2 separate regions of the Mus musculus genome follow, and region 1 is linked to region 2. A link is a loop called in an ENCODE intact Hi-C map of the cell type or tissue named here. Cell type or tissue: gastrocnemius. All regions are shown on one strand. Each heading gives the region's core, and the rest is flanking DNA. Links, peaks and the distances in the headings are about the cores only.

Evidence for each region. Hi-C counts contacts between places; a loop is a spot of excess contacts. Peaks named below come from ENCODE experiments on the same cell type or tissue, not always from the same donor. Only the 100,000 strongest peaks of a DNase experiment are listed, where the experiment ranks them.
Region 1: it touches region 2 in a loop (2.6-fold over the local background); 3 of 42 quality-filtered maps call a loop at or near these places.

Annotation. Positions count from the first base shown.
Region 1 is chr19:27,391,833-27,400,165 of GRCm38, reverse strand. It overlaps Pum3 (pumilio RNA-binding family member 3), which reads left to right. Exons shown (of 18, transcript NM_177474.5): 14 at 345-487; 15 at 1,062-1,284; 16 at 3,784-3,871; 17 at 5,838-5,928. Among named protein-coding and RNA genes, the nearest start is that of Pum3, 34 kb to the left of the region's middle. In gastrocnemius, for the core only: no CTCF peak of the experiment used is centred there; no DNase peak of the experiment used is centred there; H3K27ac peaks cover 1,540 bases.
Region 2 is chr19:27,212,320-27,220,652 of GRCm38, reverse strand. It overlaps Vldlr (very low density lipoprotein receptor), which reads right to left and starts at 3,633. Exons shown (of 18, transcript NM_001161420.1): 1 at 2,957-3,633. The coding sequence starts at 3,038. The region is part of intron 3 of Gm35438 (a long non-coding RNA gene); the gene reads left to right. In gastrocnemius, for the core only: a CTCF peak has its summit at 3,782; DNase peaks (open chromatin) are centred at 2,849, 3,143, 3,564, 4,123 and 3 more places; H3K4me3 peaks cover 3,531 bases; H3K27ac peaks cover 3,972 bases.

The DNA of each region.
Region 1 (8,333 bases), core at 266-8,265, 180 kb before region 2:
TCTCCTGCAGATTGACTGTCCACTCAGATCGCAGTAGGTGCTGTCCTTAGTAATAGCGGCCTGACCCATACTCACAATGAGTGGAGGTAGCTCTTCTAACTTTAAAAAGTCCTTGGGTTTGATCAGTTAGTTCAAACAGATTGTTCAATAATGGCCACCACAGCAGAGAATGAACAGTTCTGAAAGTAATTCTTTGTGCTTTGATAAGACATGTCAGAATTGACGTCACAAGTGATGTGAGTGGAGTGAGGAAAATACCCAGGGTGTGTTCTTCATCCCCATCAAATCTCAGCGGAACTCTGGGAATATAATAAACAGTGGACGTTTTTGTTTCCATTATCTAGGAAATCATCAGTTCCTTGCCCAGCATAGTTAATGACAAATACGGAAGGAAAGTCCTCTTGTACTTGATGAGCCCCAGAGACCCCGCCCACACGGTGCCCGAGCTCATCGAGCTTCTGCAGAAGGGTGATGGCAACGCGCACAGGTGAAGGCCAGCTCATGACTCCAAGAAATCCTCTAGATGCCTCCCTCTCTCCCTCCATTTCCCTAAGACTTCTTAGTGAATTCCATAGTCTCAAGAGCTTACTTTGAAGGAAATGGCAGTATCTGGCTGAAAGAACACAGCTGAACCTGGCACACAGTAGGCATTCAAGTGAATAGTTTGCTTTTTGTTTTACTTTACTTTCAGAGTTGTCAGTATCTTATACTTAAATGTCCTGAGAGCATCTATAAAGTACTCTGAACACGTCCTGTCTCACATGATGACTTGCCACTACTTGGTTGAAGATTGGCAGGATTGGGAATGGTTGGTTACTCGTTTGTGACTGTGGTGTAGAAAGCAGCTTCCTTTATTGAAGTCTTGCTCCATGCCAGATAGTGTTCAGATCCTGGGGATGGAAAGATGACACCTAGTCTGCCCTTGACTCACTCACTGTCCACATGCTCGGCAGGACTGACAGTTACAGGAGATAGTGCCCTGGGTTATGATAAGCTCCTGGAGGTTTGTGATAACAAGACTGGTCACTTAGCTTACCACCTCACTCAACATATTCCGACAGCAAGAAGGACACTGCAATCCGCCGGCGTGAGCTCTTGGAGTCCATCTCTCCAGCTTTGCTGAGCTACCTGCAAGGACACACTCAAGAGGTGGTGCTGGATAAGTCTGCATGTGTGCTGGTGTCTGACATGCTGGGATCTGCTACTGGAGATGTTCAGCCTGCTATGGATGCCATCGCCAGTTTGGCAGCAGCAGAACTGCATCCTGGTGGCAAGGACGGAGAGGTGATGTACTGTGATTATAGTAGGAGAGCCCCAGGGCCTATAGTATCTCCAGATGTGGATTCTGCAGAGGGTCAACAGTCATGCCAGTAGTACATTTAAAAACGGTAACTCAGAGTGCCGGTGGTAGCACTTGTCTTCCCCAGAATGCAGAGATCCTGTAGTGCCTACAGACATGTGCTATGACTTATGGTTATCTGTGATTGCCCCTTCACTACCTTTCCAGAGTAGTCCATGCTTGCTGTGGCAGCTGCTTCCTGTGGTGTGAAGTGCTGTTTGTCCTGTGCTCCATCCATTCAAAGCCTAATGCATTCCAGTGCCCATAGTTCTCCTTGAAGTCTTCCCTAATTTTGTTTGACTCATTAAAAAAGACTCACTCAGCCGGGTGCATAACCACAAACCTAGGCTTTAGACTTGAGAGATTGAGGTAGGAGAAATAGGAGTTCAAGGTCATTCTCCTACACATGAAGTGGAGGGCCTGACTGAGCTGGGTGAGGCTGTCTCAGACAGAACAGTTGTTCCTTCTTGTTTGTAGTTACATGGGCATGGTGTGATTCTACGTTGCATCTGAAGTTCACTGATTGTGTGTGCCTTGTTAGTGCTGTACCGCAGGCAACACCGTCCTCTGCTGCACCCCAAAGCTTTCGGAAGACATGCAATTTAAGGAAAGTAATTATTTAAGTTAACATAGAAACAAAAACTGAAGGACAACTGTGGATTCTAAGGGGTTGTATAAGAACAGCATGTCCCCAGGTAGCCTTCCTGGAATTGGAAAAGGCTACACTGGGCCCTGAAGGGTTAGCAGCTCAGTCAAGAATGGTGGAGAAGAGCGTGGGCTGCAGGGAGCCATACCGCAGCTCTGAGGAGGGGAGCATTGGGAGCTCAAGACTCGTGTTTGCAAATCAGCCGGCCACAAGCAGAAGGCAGGGGCCGCCGATCGATCGGACTGCCTTTGTCCTGTGCTGCCTTGTAAGACCCGGGAGCTCTGAACTAGCAGCTGGTTACAGGCAACCACCAATTTTATTTTATTTTATTTATTTATTTATTTGGATCTTTGACCTCTACTGTCAGTTAGTCTCACAAAAGCCTTTATGTGCTAAATAGAATAGCCTTTCATTATGATCGCTGGCATTGCTCAAGGATATAAAATAAGCTGTTCAAGTTAAGCCTTTCATTCATTAATCGAAAAGGCAATAAATCTGTCAGGAATGCTTAAAGAGATACTCGATAGATGAAATGACAGTCCCTGCCCTTCGAGTTTGGAATCCATTGGACAGAAGTGTACGTGTCACTTTTATGCACACCTTTATGTTAGCTGAATGCTAACAGCTGCATTTTAGTTCCGTCCAAGGGACTTTAAACTAGTGATGTAGTTCTGGTGACAGTAAACTACACATAATGGAATGCCTTGTGGTAGCAGCACTGAGTCGTCACAGTACAAAGGCTGTGTGCTGCACAGGGCAGTCAGCCTCCCCTGTTGGGCTCCTTTGCCCTGCCCTCTTTCCCTGTGTGTTCTAGTTCAGGCCAGCTTCCATAGCCGCAGCACTTGCTCACATCAGGCTCTCAGGCAGGAAGGAAAGCAAGAGCAAGGAGGCCTTTTCTTGTCAGGGAAGACCATCTCTAGCCAGGCTTTCCTGCCATGTCATTAGCGAAAATTGGTCTGAGGCACACCTGCGTCCACACCAGTCTAGCAAGAGTGACTGGATGGCGAGGGTTACTTAAAGCCTTGAGGATGTAGCCCCGGAGACCACAGTGGAGCCTTTAGAGGAAACAAGTTGGGGCTACCTGTTGAGTAAGTAGTTAGAATCTTTTTCACAGCACAGTTATTCATTCCATGTCTAATTCCCTTTAGCCATGGGTCTAGTCTGGCACTCAGCAGTGTTAATCCCCACCCGCACTTGATTCTGGTATTGAGTGTCTGATGTCTGACATGTGGCATGCTTTTGACAACGTGGATTGGAAGAGACAAGTGGACTGTCAGCTGAAGCTCAGACCCCTGCCTTCCTGGAGCAGACAGATGAATGTGATGAAATACTGCTCTCTATGGAAATAGTGCTCATTGGTTCTCATCCTAAATGAAGGGAGACCACTGTTACTGTGGGAACAGTTGGTAGGGCCAGCAAGCAAGCTGCAGAATGTTTTCTTGGCCTGCTGATTAGGTCACTGTAGAGAATAATATTTAAACGCCATGTAGCATTCTCCCCAGAGATTTCTTTGTATCTTAGAACAATGTTGCCATGGGAAGAGTGGACAGATTACCTGATTTTTTAGATGAGCATTGTATGTTGCTATTCAAACAAACTAATTTCTGCACTACCTTGTAGGGGCTATGATCTTCTACTTTGCTGCTTGTTGCACCCTAGGTATATGATGGGCATCCTGGGTTAAGATTTCTTAAAACTGAAACGTAACCACATCTGTGTCTACACGTGGGGTAAAGATAGGCTCAGGGACCAGAGATATTTACTAGCTTCTGCAATAACGTGTCGGGTTCTCTTGTAGCTTCATGTTGCTGAGCATCCTGCAGGACATCTGGTTCTCAAATGGTTACTAGAGCAAGATAAAAAGATGAAAGAAAGCGGAAAGGAAGGTAGGCTGTGCAGCTTATCTTTTGTGTGTGTGTTACATGGAGTTTTTGCATTCCTTGACTTTATACTGACCATTTAGGTTCAGGTACTATTTGCCAAGTATGTGGAAATCGTGCCTGTGAATAAGTAAGTAATGATTAAATGTCAAGGGCTGGCTACAGCTCACTAGTAGACTGCTTGCCTACCATGCAAATACCATGAGCTGTTACGGTGGCTGGAAAAGCTTTGAGCTGAGGTCATGGATTTGTTTTTGGAGACAGTTTCCAGTGGAGGGCGGAGGGTGGTACTGTCACATAAAGACCTGGGACTGGTTTCTGCCGCAATTTCATTATTGGAAACATTGATGCTCTGTTTAGGTGAGTTTGACAAGTTACCAATTTCCAAACATTTTTCTAATGATTTTTTTATAATTAAGACACCAAAAGCCCTAAACCATGGCTGGTGGGCTTGGAGTGGTTGTTGTTTCAAGCACGAATAAGTGTCTGTTATCCGGGTTATGTATTGCTGTGTGACAAGCTCCCTCGGCTTAGTGGTTCACTGAGCAGGATTTCGGCTTTAGTGGAGCTTGTTTCTCCCTACCTCTCAAGGCTCCTTGTTGGGCACTGGAGTTTACACAGTGTTGCTGGCCCAGCCACAGGGCTGCCAGTGTTAGCTGCACTTCCTCATCCTACCACAGGGCCGCCAGTGTTAGCCGCACTTCCTCGTCCTAGACTGCTTGGGCCTGCACACATCATGGTGGTTAATTGTTTTTTATTTATTTTTATTCTTTTATTTATGGCATGTATGTGTATGACTATGGACATAGCATGTCGTGGCACATGTGTAGAGTGCAGAGGACAGCTTCAGTTGTCAGTGTACCTTGTTTGAGACAGAGCTTGTCTTTTGTGATCTGTCACTCCATATGCTGGGCTAGCTGGCCCCTGTGCTCCTAGGGGCCCTGTTTCCACATCTCATCCCACCTGGGAATATTAGGTATATAATAATAACAAGCTCCAGCCATACATAGTTTCTAGGAGTCTGAGTTGAGGTCCTCAGCCCCGGGTGTTGGTGCTTAGATTGAGCGTCCCAAGGAAACAGCCCACGTATGCTTAGGCCTCAGGATTAGTCCTTAGATGTCATCTCATCTCACTTCTACCCTGTTCTGTTGGTCCAGGCAATGAGACCACCCAGATTCAACAGAAGACTTAGATTCTACCCTTAATGGGGGACTGGCAGCATCTAGAAATGCACACCATGGAGAACATGTTGTTTTTATCACCTTTGGAAAGCAAACAGCCTCACTAGCTGTCCTTGTTTACCACAAGAGCTAAGTGTGCTCCATGCGTGTCTTTGAATTATTATATGTACACAGTACCTACGTGAGATTGTTGCCATCAGCATAGGTCACCCTTTCCTTCCCAAACCCCAGTCACTGGCTGAGAATGAGCTGCACCTAGAGGGTACAGGGAACAACAGGCTAAGGCCTTGGAAAGAGAGTTACAGATGAACGGTGTTTGGGATGGAGGAATCACATAGCCTGAAACCCATGGCAGTCTTCTTGCCTCAGCCTCCAGAGCTGGGACAACAGGCTATGGTGGCTACGAAATCATTGTAGAAAGAAATTGCCACGAGTAAGCCAAAATGTTCATTCTTTAGTCACTAGCCATGTTACTGGTCCCTTCTAGTTAATTTTTTTTTTCTGTAGGAACTAATTTTGGCTACAGGTAAAGTGATATTGTCAAACATTTACTTGCTGGTCAAGGTTAAATCATTAAATATTACAAAAGTACAGATGTGATCAAATAAGCTTTTTAAAAATAATTTGTTTTTCTTGGGTAATTATTGCTAAAAGATAGTTTAGAAGTTGCATCAGAGTTAAGAAACTTGGCTTTATTAACACAGTGCTCGATCTATACTAGAATTTTAGTGTTTATATTAACTTAAGGGGATATGCATGTGGCGCCCACTAAGTATCAGTCTACTTTGCAGGTTGTTTTGCAAAAACCCTTGTAGAGCGTGTTGGTATGAAGAACCTCAAGTCCTGGGCCAGCATCAACCGAGGTGCCATTATTCTTTCCAGGTTGGTAGCTGTGTCATGCAACACACACAGACACTTATTTCATTTCTTTCTTTTTCTCGAGTTTATTCCCAATAATGTGGGATTACTCCATCACTCTTAGTCTAGACAAATATGAAAAAGTACTTGTAGAGGCGGTGAGACAAAGGCATTTGCCAGTAAGCTTGACTACCAGAGTTGCATCTCCAGGCCCCACATGATACAAAGAGAGAACTAACTCCTCCTGCAAGTTGTCCTCTTACCCATACTCTCAGGCTGAGGCAAGGAGCTTTGTGTGCTCGCACAAAAAACAGTAAACAGATGCGACTTAAACTTTTCTTTCTTTTTTTAAAGATTTATTTATTTTATGTAAGTACACTATAGCTGTCATCAGGCACACCAGAAGAGGGTGTCAGATCTCATTACGGGTGGTTGTGAGCCACCATGTGGTTGCTGGGATTTGAACTCAGGACCTTTGGAAGAGCAGTCAGTGCTCTTACCCACTGAGCCATCTCGCCAGCCCTAAACTTTTCTTTAAGCAAATACAGCTCTTCAGTCCTCAGATTTAAGTGTCATCTTTGGGTGTCAGGGGTCACAGAAATTTATGTTTACAGTTTTACTACATTTGTAGATTTGACCAAAATGTAGTTATATTTTTTTCTTAATGAGTAAGATGCATGCCTGTGGAAACTGTCACAGAGCTGTTTAAGCCAAGCCTAACTTTATAGTTTATTTTGTTGTCTTTAGTGATTTCCAGATTGATAGAGATTTGTTAAAGTACAAGAAGTTGATGATATGGAAATGGAGGCCAAGTTATAGACTGCTCTCTGGAATTGGTTATGTTGAGTTTATAATGTATGGATCATTGTTTAAAATGTTCATTTTATAATATCTGTGTGCTGTTACTGGTTTTCTGCTGTGTTGCTATCCTGGTTTGCTTCTCATTTATACAAAACTAGCCAAGATCAGCCTTGGGGAGCTTATTTTATCTTAGAACTCCTGGATCAGAATCCATCACTGAGCAAAGCCAAGGCAAAGTTTAAGGCATGGGCTGAGACTGTGGGCAGATGCCGATTCCTTGCTAGTTTGCTCCCAGGTTCACCTGCAGCTGCTTTTCTTGCCTGGACTAAGACCACCTACTGGGGATGGCACTTGTCACAGTTTGCTGGGGATGGCACTTGTCACAGTTTGCTGAGCCCTCCTACATCAATTAACAAGAAAGCGACCCATGGCCAGTCTGTTGGAGGCAATTCTTCATTTGAGATTTCCTTTTCAAGTTGACAATACTAGCCAGCACATGTACCGACAGTGAGAAGCTTTTTTTTTTTACCGGTTTGAAGCTTCCACCTTATATGTGGAACTTGCTGTCTAGCCTTACTGTAACTTGTAAACTAGGCTCAGTATTCTAGTATATGATTTGATCTACTGTAGATACATGAGAATTCATTTTTAAACCAGTCATTTTATTTGATTGTATGTTATTACATGTATATTCAGCTGTCTGTTTCTTAGTAAAATGAGTTAATATTTGAGGGGATGTTAAGGAGTCAGAACCCATTAGCTGCAACAGGAACTTTTTTGACTTGCATTTCCTTACCAGGCCTTTGGAATGTTAACGCCTACTGACACATGCTTTCATTCTGCCCAACCAAGTGGAAATTTCAGTGATGCTATGAAATTAATGGGTAAAGTTTGCTTATCAGTCAGCACTCCCTTGGGTAGATCAGACATACGAATGATCCAGTGTGCTTCTTGTGGAGCTTTGCCTGGAACTATATGGAGATACATAGTGTTTAAGGTTCTAAACAGAAGTTCAACTGTTGTGTGGCTTCAAAGGTAGTCTTCATGTTTGCTGGACAGTTGAGTAGAATTTGTTTGCCAAATTTCCCTGCCTGTTTACATTTTAGTTAGAATTTGTGTTTTCTTTTGGGACTATTTAATGTTGTTTGTTCACAGTTGCTATTAGGTTACTGAAGGAACATTTTGGGTAGAAAGGAAAAAGCCTTGTATGCTGGCTAAGGAATAACACTGTAGAGTTCTTTAGCAGCTAGGAAAACAGGCCTTAGTCTGCCTGGGCCTCGAGCCCTGCCTGTTGCATGGTTTGCAAAGTCATTGAGCTTTTCTGGTTTTTCTTGGTTGTAAAGCAAAAAGTTAATAATCTTAAAGTTGCTTTGAGAAAACAAGGCATATATAGTGCCTTTCACTGTGTCTGTGTATGACTTACTTATGTATACCATGTAATACAGTGGCTGTTTAGCCAGGTTGCTAACATAAGGACGCTGAGTGACAGGTCCACTACAGGGCACTCTACTAGTAGCTGTTGTCATCTCCTGTGAGCTGTAGGATGCTGCCTAGTACTTTTAACACAGCTTCCTCGTTATTGATATAAATGAAAGTTACTGGGACCAGGGGCTCTTGAAAATGCCAGG
Region 2 (8,333 bases), core at 133-8,132:
AGCTCTTTAGCTCTTCTAGAACCTTCACAAGAAGTTCTACCGGGAAGTCCTGTCTGAGGTTACTCATATTTTAGGAAGCAGGAATCTGATGATCAGGTTTGCCACTGTTTAGAAGATGGAGGGAGCCACCTTTACACAGGTTTACAAGTGCAGTTGGTCAGCCTGAAGTCTTAACCTATGTTGGCTCTACTGAACTTGAACTTTATATACACAGTGTAGGTCTCTAGAGACTCAAGCATTAAAAGCAGAATTGTGTAGAGATGACACAGCACTAGAGGTACTGGTAAGAGAATGAACCTGGGCAAAAAGCTGCTTCGGGCTTTGGGAAATGCGCTGCCCATGAAGCTTGGGTTGTGACTCTCTTTTTAAAAAGAAAGCCTTCATCTGCATGGATTGCTACGGTCTCTGCCTTTTCTTGATGCTCTGGTAAGCCAGGAATTATCTCTCCTGGTCTTTCAGATTCCTACCTGCAGATACTCTGGTATTTCTCAGTCCCAGGGGAAGAGAAGTGAGAGTCACTGGTCAGATTGGAAGAGCTCTTGCAGAACTCTGGCTTTGAAGACTGTACAACACACCGTATCTTAATCTATACCTAGGCTTAATCTATATGAGGCAAGAGTCCTAGAACCCCCATGTGTTCTGCCATCAGTCCTTGCGATCTCTCGTTTGTTAGTGTCCCTTCACTTCAATTCCTTGCAGAAACTCTATACACACATGCCTCCCCTGTGTCAGGCAGTTTAGTGTGTGTGTGTGTGTGTGTGTGTGTGTGTGTGTGTTGGTGGGGGGCAGAGGGAAGGGTTGGAGAGAAAGAGTAATCACAGAAGGTCTGGGGCAGAAAAATCAGTCTGCATGTTTTGGGACTTTGAACTTAGGACACTACTGTGGGTTCACTTATGGTCAACCAACTCCAAGTCTGCTGTAGTTCAGAAAGAACTGCCTCTCCCACTCTGGCTGCTTAGGTTTGTGCCTGGTTCTCTCTTCCACTTTTTACAGCACCACCATAGCCCACTTGCAGTAAAGGAGAAACAAAGGCTATCCCCACTTTCCTGATCCCAGCTCAACAACTTCTGGTGTTGGACTAGCTCCTTGAAGCAGTCTGGATGCTTTCCGACCACTCCGTAAAAAACAGCACCTGATGGAAAGTTAGCACTTTAAACATTCCAAGAATCCAAAAGGTTCTGCAGCTAAGGAGACTCCTTTCTCCCAACTCCCCGGATCACAGTCAGTAATGGATTTTATGCATTCGTGTTTTGAAATACTACAAAATATATAGCCCGAGTCAAGTCACTCTTCTGAGAGATGGTTTAATAAGTTAACATTACTCATCCATTAATGATTAATGTCAGCGTCTGAAATGTTCTGTTAAGCAGGGCTTCTCTGGGCACAGAGGTTTGTCACAGGAAGGATTCTAGCGTCACGATACCTGGGCCCTTTTCAGAGTGCAGCTGGAGAAAGCGCCAGAGGGAAAGGCCCCTCTGAGCCTGGCTGATCTTAAAGGTAACCCAGCTGGGGCAGCTCAATTAACTCCGCGTAGACACGTGACCAAGCTAAACGCAATCCAGCTACCAGCCAATCGCATGGGGCAGAAAAGCCCTGCCCAGCTTCTCACGCTCCGGACAGCGGAACCAAAGGCCCAGGGGCGCTGGGAGACTTAAACACCCCAGCATAGCTCGACAGACAGCTTGACCACACACTTGAAAGTTCGCTCTCACTCCAGGACACACGTGACCGCACGCAGGCGGGCCTTCTAAGCTACCCGGCGACAGGAGATGTGGATTGTGGACTATTTAGAGCTGGGACAGCGTTCTGCCCTAATTACCTAGAGCTGGTTGGCAAGCAAGCACTTTGGTGTCACCTCTTAAGACCTCTAAGACCTCTTCAGTGGCCCGCCAAGGATCAGACGCGGACCTTGTTAGGAAGGCATCTTATCACCTGCTCTGGAAAGTTGTGTGACCCAAGATGGGGTGCTGGAAACACACAGGGCTCCAAAGCCAGTGTGCCGACCCCCTGGGACTCGACAGTAGTCACCCCGCCCTCCCCAAGCTCCAGTCACACGCTCCAGCTCCACACCTTCGGGCCGTATTGTGCAGAATAAAGGCTAATTACAGTCACTACACTGGGACTCAGTTTCTCTGGGGGAAAGTGTTGCCCAGAATGAGGCTCGGCAAAGTAACCTGATTAAGTCTTGATCCCACTCCCCTCCCCCGTTCAGTTATCTCAGAGACCCCAGAGGTTTTTAAAAGCCGCAGTAGCTGCGGAATCCCCGGGGATGGGAGAAAGAAAAGCACTCGGAGGACAGTCCAGTTGAAAGCCACTCTTGGAGCCCGAGAGACGGCCCGGCGCCTGGGGAGTCTCAGTCCCGGGCGCAGGCTGCGTACTTGTCATGGCTCGGCCTCCAGGCTGCCGCCCACCGAACGTGCGCTTGCTCACGGCAGCGCGAGGACTCCCGGCTCGGCCGGCACCTGGCGCCCGGTGTCCTCGGAGACGCCCACCTTCACCCACTGTGCGCTCTCAACCCTGCTTAAGTCTGAGGGGCGCACTCGGGCTTCCAGGCCCCGTGCTCTGCCACGGTCCTAACAGCCCGCCTGGCAGAGGAGGCAGAACCATTGTTCAGTGGCTCCAAAGCCCACATCCCCTAGCCCTTGTCAATGGGGGGTGAAAACCATGTAAAACAGAGGTTCTGGGAAGAAGGGGGACACAGAAGAATGACAACAAGTTCAAGGGACGCTTTAGGACACCCTAAACCCCACCGTCCCCCGGGCCTGGCTCCCAGTAACCTCGGCTCTGACAGCTCAGAGGCGCCACCCGGGTGGGGAGGGGAGGCAGGAGAGGAGCGTGGAGAGGCGCCTGCTAGGAGGGGATGGGCAAGAGGAGCCCCGGGGTCCCCCAGAACGCGGCGATCGCGGACGCCTCGGCTTGTTTCGGGCCGAGTGCGGAGGGGCGCGTCCCCACTCACCGCTTGCAGTGGCGCCGCTGTCCCGGGGCGCCCAGCACAGCGCGAGCAGCAGCCACAGCGCCCAGCGCGCGGACGTGCCCATGCTGCCCGCCCGGATGGTGCCTCCGTCGCGCCGTCGTTGTCGCCGTTCGCTCCGCACAACAAGTTACCAGCCCTTCGGAGAGGAAGAAGGAGGTGGGGGCGGGGAGGGAGGAGACGAGGAGGAGGGGGAAGGAGTGAAGAGCCGGGAGCACGGAGAGCACGCAAGGAGCGGGCACCCTTTCCCTGCAACTTGCACACTCTACTCCCCGCCAGCCACCCACCCAACCACCCACCCGGTCACCTCCCCCGCCGCGGCCGCGGTGTGCGCGCGGACCCTGCGGGCGGAAAATAATGCAGGCGTTGCAGAGAAGGGGAGGGAGAGGGGAGGGAACGGCGCGGGAGGAGGGGGCGGGGAGCCCGTTCGCCACCGAGGACAGCTCAAGTGAGCGGTTTGGGGGCAACCACCCGGGCGGCCGCAGGAGCGCGGCCGAGCGGCGCGGGGACCCCAGCGGGGGAGCTCAGCCCAGCAGCTCAGGCACGCACCGCTCTCCCGCGCGCAGTGAGGAGGGTGCGGGGGCAAGTGGCAGCGTGCGTGCGTGAGTGGCTGGGGCTGGGGCTGTCGCCGCCGCCATCCGGATGGCTCCAGGGGCTCGACTGCTCCGCGCGTTGGCCCGGGGCTCACGGGGGACCCGGGGCGGCCGCTGGTTGGCTCGCGCACCGTCCTCACCTCCAATCCCGGGTGCCTGTCCTAATTTCCTGATCCAGGGAACCTGCGGCCGCAGCAGCTGTGCGCTCCCTAGCTCCCTACAGTTGCTACTGTACCCTCCTGGCGCCTTGGCTAGGAGCGCTGATGCAACTATTGCTGCTCTTGCCACCGCCTCCAGGCTTGATGGGGCTGGCAGTTGAGGGGTCTGGGGGGCAGCAAGGAACCCTTTTCCTCCCTCTCCTGAGCCCCTAGGAAGGGCTGATGTAGTGAGGTCGGTAGGTAGCATCTTCCGGGGGACTCTTCTTTCCAACCTGAAAGTGATGAAGAGGAGGGGTGCGAAAGCTCCGCTGTTCTGCTGTGGGGTTCGGAGTCCCATCTCAATGGCAAGCTGAGATGCCATTTTGTTAAAAATTAAATGTGGCTTTAAGTAAGAGTGTGTGAAAGAGAAAGAGAGAAAGAACAAGAGCGCTCCCGCGGTTGTGGCTTGTCCTCTGTAATAGAACAAGACTAAAATAACCGAGTCTGGGATGGGGAGGAGGGAAATTGCCAGCGCAGCTCTGCATTCTCTCATCAACGATTAGAGTTAATTGCTAATTGCACAAAATGATAGTTTGAGGGCCTGTAATTAAAAGCTTAACCTTTTTCTGGTTGGAGGAAGGGGACCCCGGTAGATTTATTCTTGGTATAGTTTGTAACGTTCAATTATAAGCATTGTGGAGGGAAAGAAGTCAACCCTCCCAGAGAGGATAGATTGGAGGGAGGTGGGTGCCAGACAGGACCTAAGTTTATGGTTTGTTCTTAGTGTACTTCAGTTTTCTTGAACACATCGCCTTGGTTGAGATGCTTTCTGTGGTATACCACAGATTTTTCCAAATTATTTCACCTGTTAATATGTGTGTATGTGCTTCTGTTTTATAAGTTGCTGTACCTCGAATGAATCAAAGTTGACAGATTTCAGATTCCATGTCCTAGCTTCCTTCTGGCATTGTAATGTCACCTTGGTTCTCTTGAGCAGTTCTCTGGGGACAGTCTACTAGGAGAGATGTTCTCATGTACCCAGGAGACCCTGGGGGTAATTCTCAGCCAGGGTACATTTTGATCGGTGTAATTTAGCCTCATTGTGATGGATAATCTCACATGCAGATGGGGTCTTTCAAAGCTGCTCACTGTGGATGCTGTTGTGTATAATCAGAGGGTAGGAGATGGGCGGAAACTGCATGGTGAACACGTGATCACAGCCAGTACCAGTCCACAGACCAAGTTTGAGGGGGATGGTCTAACTTTCGTATCCCTGGGGCTTGAAAAGCTCATAGTCACTTTACACCTGATGAAATGGGTGGGGGACATAGGTGAAGTCAATAAATAGTCAATATGAACAGGCTCCATAGTTAACTGAGACGTCACAAGCTTGTTTTCAATGTTTTACTTGAGAGAGAAAGGTACACGACAAGGGAAACATTGATACGGCACATAAGACTTAACTTTGACAAACATGTATTATGCTTTCTAGCATAAATAAACTGTTGGTAAGCCAAGTTATGGCTCTACACTCAACCTGGTGGCTTTTTTGGTCTATCATTCGACTGCCTCTGCCTCTGTGTAACTTCAAAGGATAAAAACAAACCACTCCCTTTTCTGTGCCTGCCATCTGACCTGTAAACTGAAATCAGAAACAACCCACATGATACTCAAAATCATCTGTGGCCTCAAGAAGCAGGTCTCTTTCAGACCAACCTATTAGAGGCTGAAAGAAGTTCCAAAGGACGAATGCATATAATTAACATAGAGAGTAACTGATAACTAAGAGAATAAATTAATCTCGAGTAGATAACGTGGGCAAACGAACAGAGGCCTTCAGGTAACTATGTGAGTAGTGCTATTTACTTCCACAATCCACCGAGTGAACTAGTGTGTCCAAACAGCACACACACTGAGCAGTGCTGGGTTCTATGCTATGTAAGGCAACCGCCATGGGTCAATACTTAGCTGAGGAGGCCATGGGAGCTGGTCAAGGTAAGAGAGACATGTTGAAAATTACAGCACTGTTTTACATGCGGCACTGTGTTCCAAAGTTGTTTCAGATGCTGTAGAATACAGAGATGCGACTGTAGCTGTGGCTGAGGCTGTTACTCAGTGGTGGATTGCTTGCCTAGCATGCAAAGGTTGTCCATTCCATCTGAACCATCACAATGATGAATGAATGAATGAATGAATGAATGAATGAATAAGGATTACAGGGGAAACCCAGCTGACTTGGTCGCAGGATAAGGATGTAAGAAAAGGCTTCCCCGGGTGCTTGACTTGAGCTGATCTAGTCAGCATTTTTCACTCAGTAAGTCACAGCCTGCCTCAGCCTCTTTATCATTGTCTGGGTTAAGGTATTAACTTTTACTAATTAAGGGACAGAAGTTGCATGGGCATCACTCCCAGACCCTGACATTTCATTGTTTGTGTGAGGCTCTTTTTGTCTCCCTGGCAACAGGAGGCATTCAAAAGGTGGCTGTGCTATTAACGAAGGTTTCTGATCGACCTCATGAGTAGCAATACACACACATCTCTGAAAATGTCTATGAATAAAAAAGCTTTTAAATACAGTTTAAAGGTTTGGATACATATATATACTCATGTATCAGAGACTATGTCACTCATAAAGCCTAAAGTATTTACCTTTTGTCCTGTTAGGGAAAGACTTGCCAGCCAGTGACACAGAAGAAGGACACAACCCATGTTGACCTAATCTACCGAGAGTTTGTACACAACCTGGTATTAGCTTAACTGCTACACTGGGACGACTGAAGGAAGGGCTTACATTGTTGAGGAAACCAAGACACAAGAGCCCTGCCTTAGTTAGGGTTTCACTGCTGTGAAGAGACACCATGACCAAGGCAACTCTTTTAAAGACAACATTTAATTGGGGCTGGCTTACAGGTTCAGAGGTTCAGACCATTATCATCAAGGTAGGAACATGGTAGCCTCCAGGCAGGCAAGGTGTAGGAGAAACTGAAAGTTCTACATCTTCATCTGAAGGCTGCTGAGAGAATACTGGCTTCCAGGCAGCTAGGATGAGGATTTTAAAGCCCACATCTGCAGTGACATATCTGCTCCAACAAGGCCACACCTCCTAATAGTGCCACTCTCTGGGCCAAGCAAATATAAACCATCACAAGCCCTGTGTGTCCAAGACAGTGTGAGGGATTCAGAATAGGCTCAGGGGCTGAAGCGGTGGGAAGCAGGGCTGAAGAAAGAAAGTGGCAGGGACTGGATTAGTGTGGCCCAGGGACTCACCCTAAAGCTTTGGAGTTTACTATGGAGCACAGGGAGGCTTGGAGATAGAATTTGAGCAGAGGTCTGGCAACCAGATTCTTTTCCAGAGATGACACTCCAGGGATGCAAGGTAGGTTCGAATAACATCAGAGAAGGAAACCCTAGAGACACTGGTGGTGAAGGAGTATATTAAAGAACAGTAAGGAAAGTTGTGCTCAGTACAGAGACTCCAGCCTCTTCCTCAGAAATCCTGTTATAATAGGGCTTTAAAAGACATCTATATATGTACCCCTATTCCAGTGATCGGGGAGGCAGAAATGATCATATTTCAATATGTATACTTATGAGATTCTTAAAAAAAACAAATTACTCTACATCTAAAAATATACAAAAGAAATATTTTTTTAGAGAACGACTCCAGTGTGTTTTGTTTGAGAAGTGGGACTTTTTTTCCCCCCTTCAAAAATTATGTAATTTTTTTTTTTAACTCAATTTCTGAAATCAGGGCAGGGCCTACAGAAAACTTGAAAGTTCACGTTCTTCTGTCATGTCCCTCTCTTCAAAGGCCTAGATGGGTACATATAGGGCTCAGAAGTCATCTTCAGACCAATTGGCTAGTTGTCCTGCTGATCACTGAAGCCTCAGCAAGTCAGAAGTGAGCAGAGCTGACCCTTCCTGCTGTATTCTGGTACTCACACCCGGGCCTCCCTGCTATCCTTTTTTTAATTGTGTGAGAGGCCAGCAAACCCCACAGGTTTCACCTTCTCTCTAGGCTGTATGTGTGGGGCCTGATGATTTATAATAATGTATTATACACTTCGACTTCTATCAGAGTCACTTGAAAAGACAGTCTCAATAGTGTGCCAGGCTCTGGCCTGAGAGTTTGTGCTTGAACAGGGTGCTGCTGAAGGTTCTGAGTTTTTCCCTGAGTTGGTCAGGGTAAGTGCTTTGAGAATCACTCCTGAAGCCACCTGCAGAATATCCTCCCTTAACTACATGGCTGCTTCAGGGTCTCAACCCGTTAGCCCAAGGCATTCTCCCAGTGCATCATTCAAGGCTTAAGCCCCAAGCACATTCCCCAAGCTGCTTGAGTTCTGCAGAGGCTTAAGAACTTAGTTTGGAGCTCTCTCTTGGTTAGATGGATGTTTACGTCTTATTAATGTGATAAGTAGGCAAAGGCTAGAACCACTTTTGTCATTGTGCCAGTCTGTATGTGGTTTGATCATGATCACTCCATTCTGTGAGCTTTTACAAGATTCGCACATGGGCATCCATGCTATACCTGATGTTTCCTTACATGGTTATGTGTATGGTTTGTGTGGCATCACAGCTAGTGCTCTGTGAAGAACAGACCTGCCTCCTCCCATGCTCTTTGGGAAGGTGTTA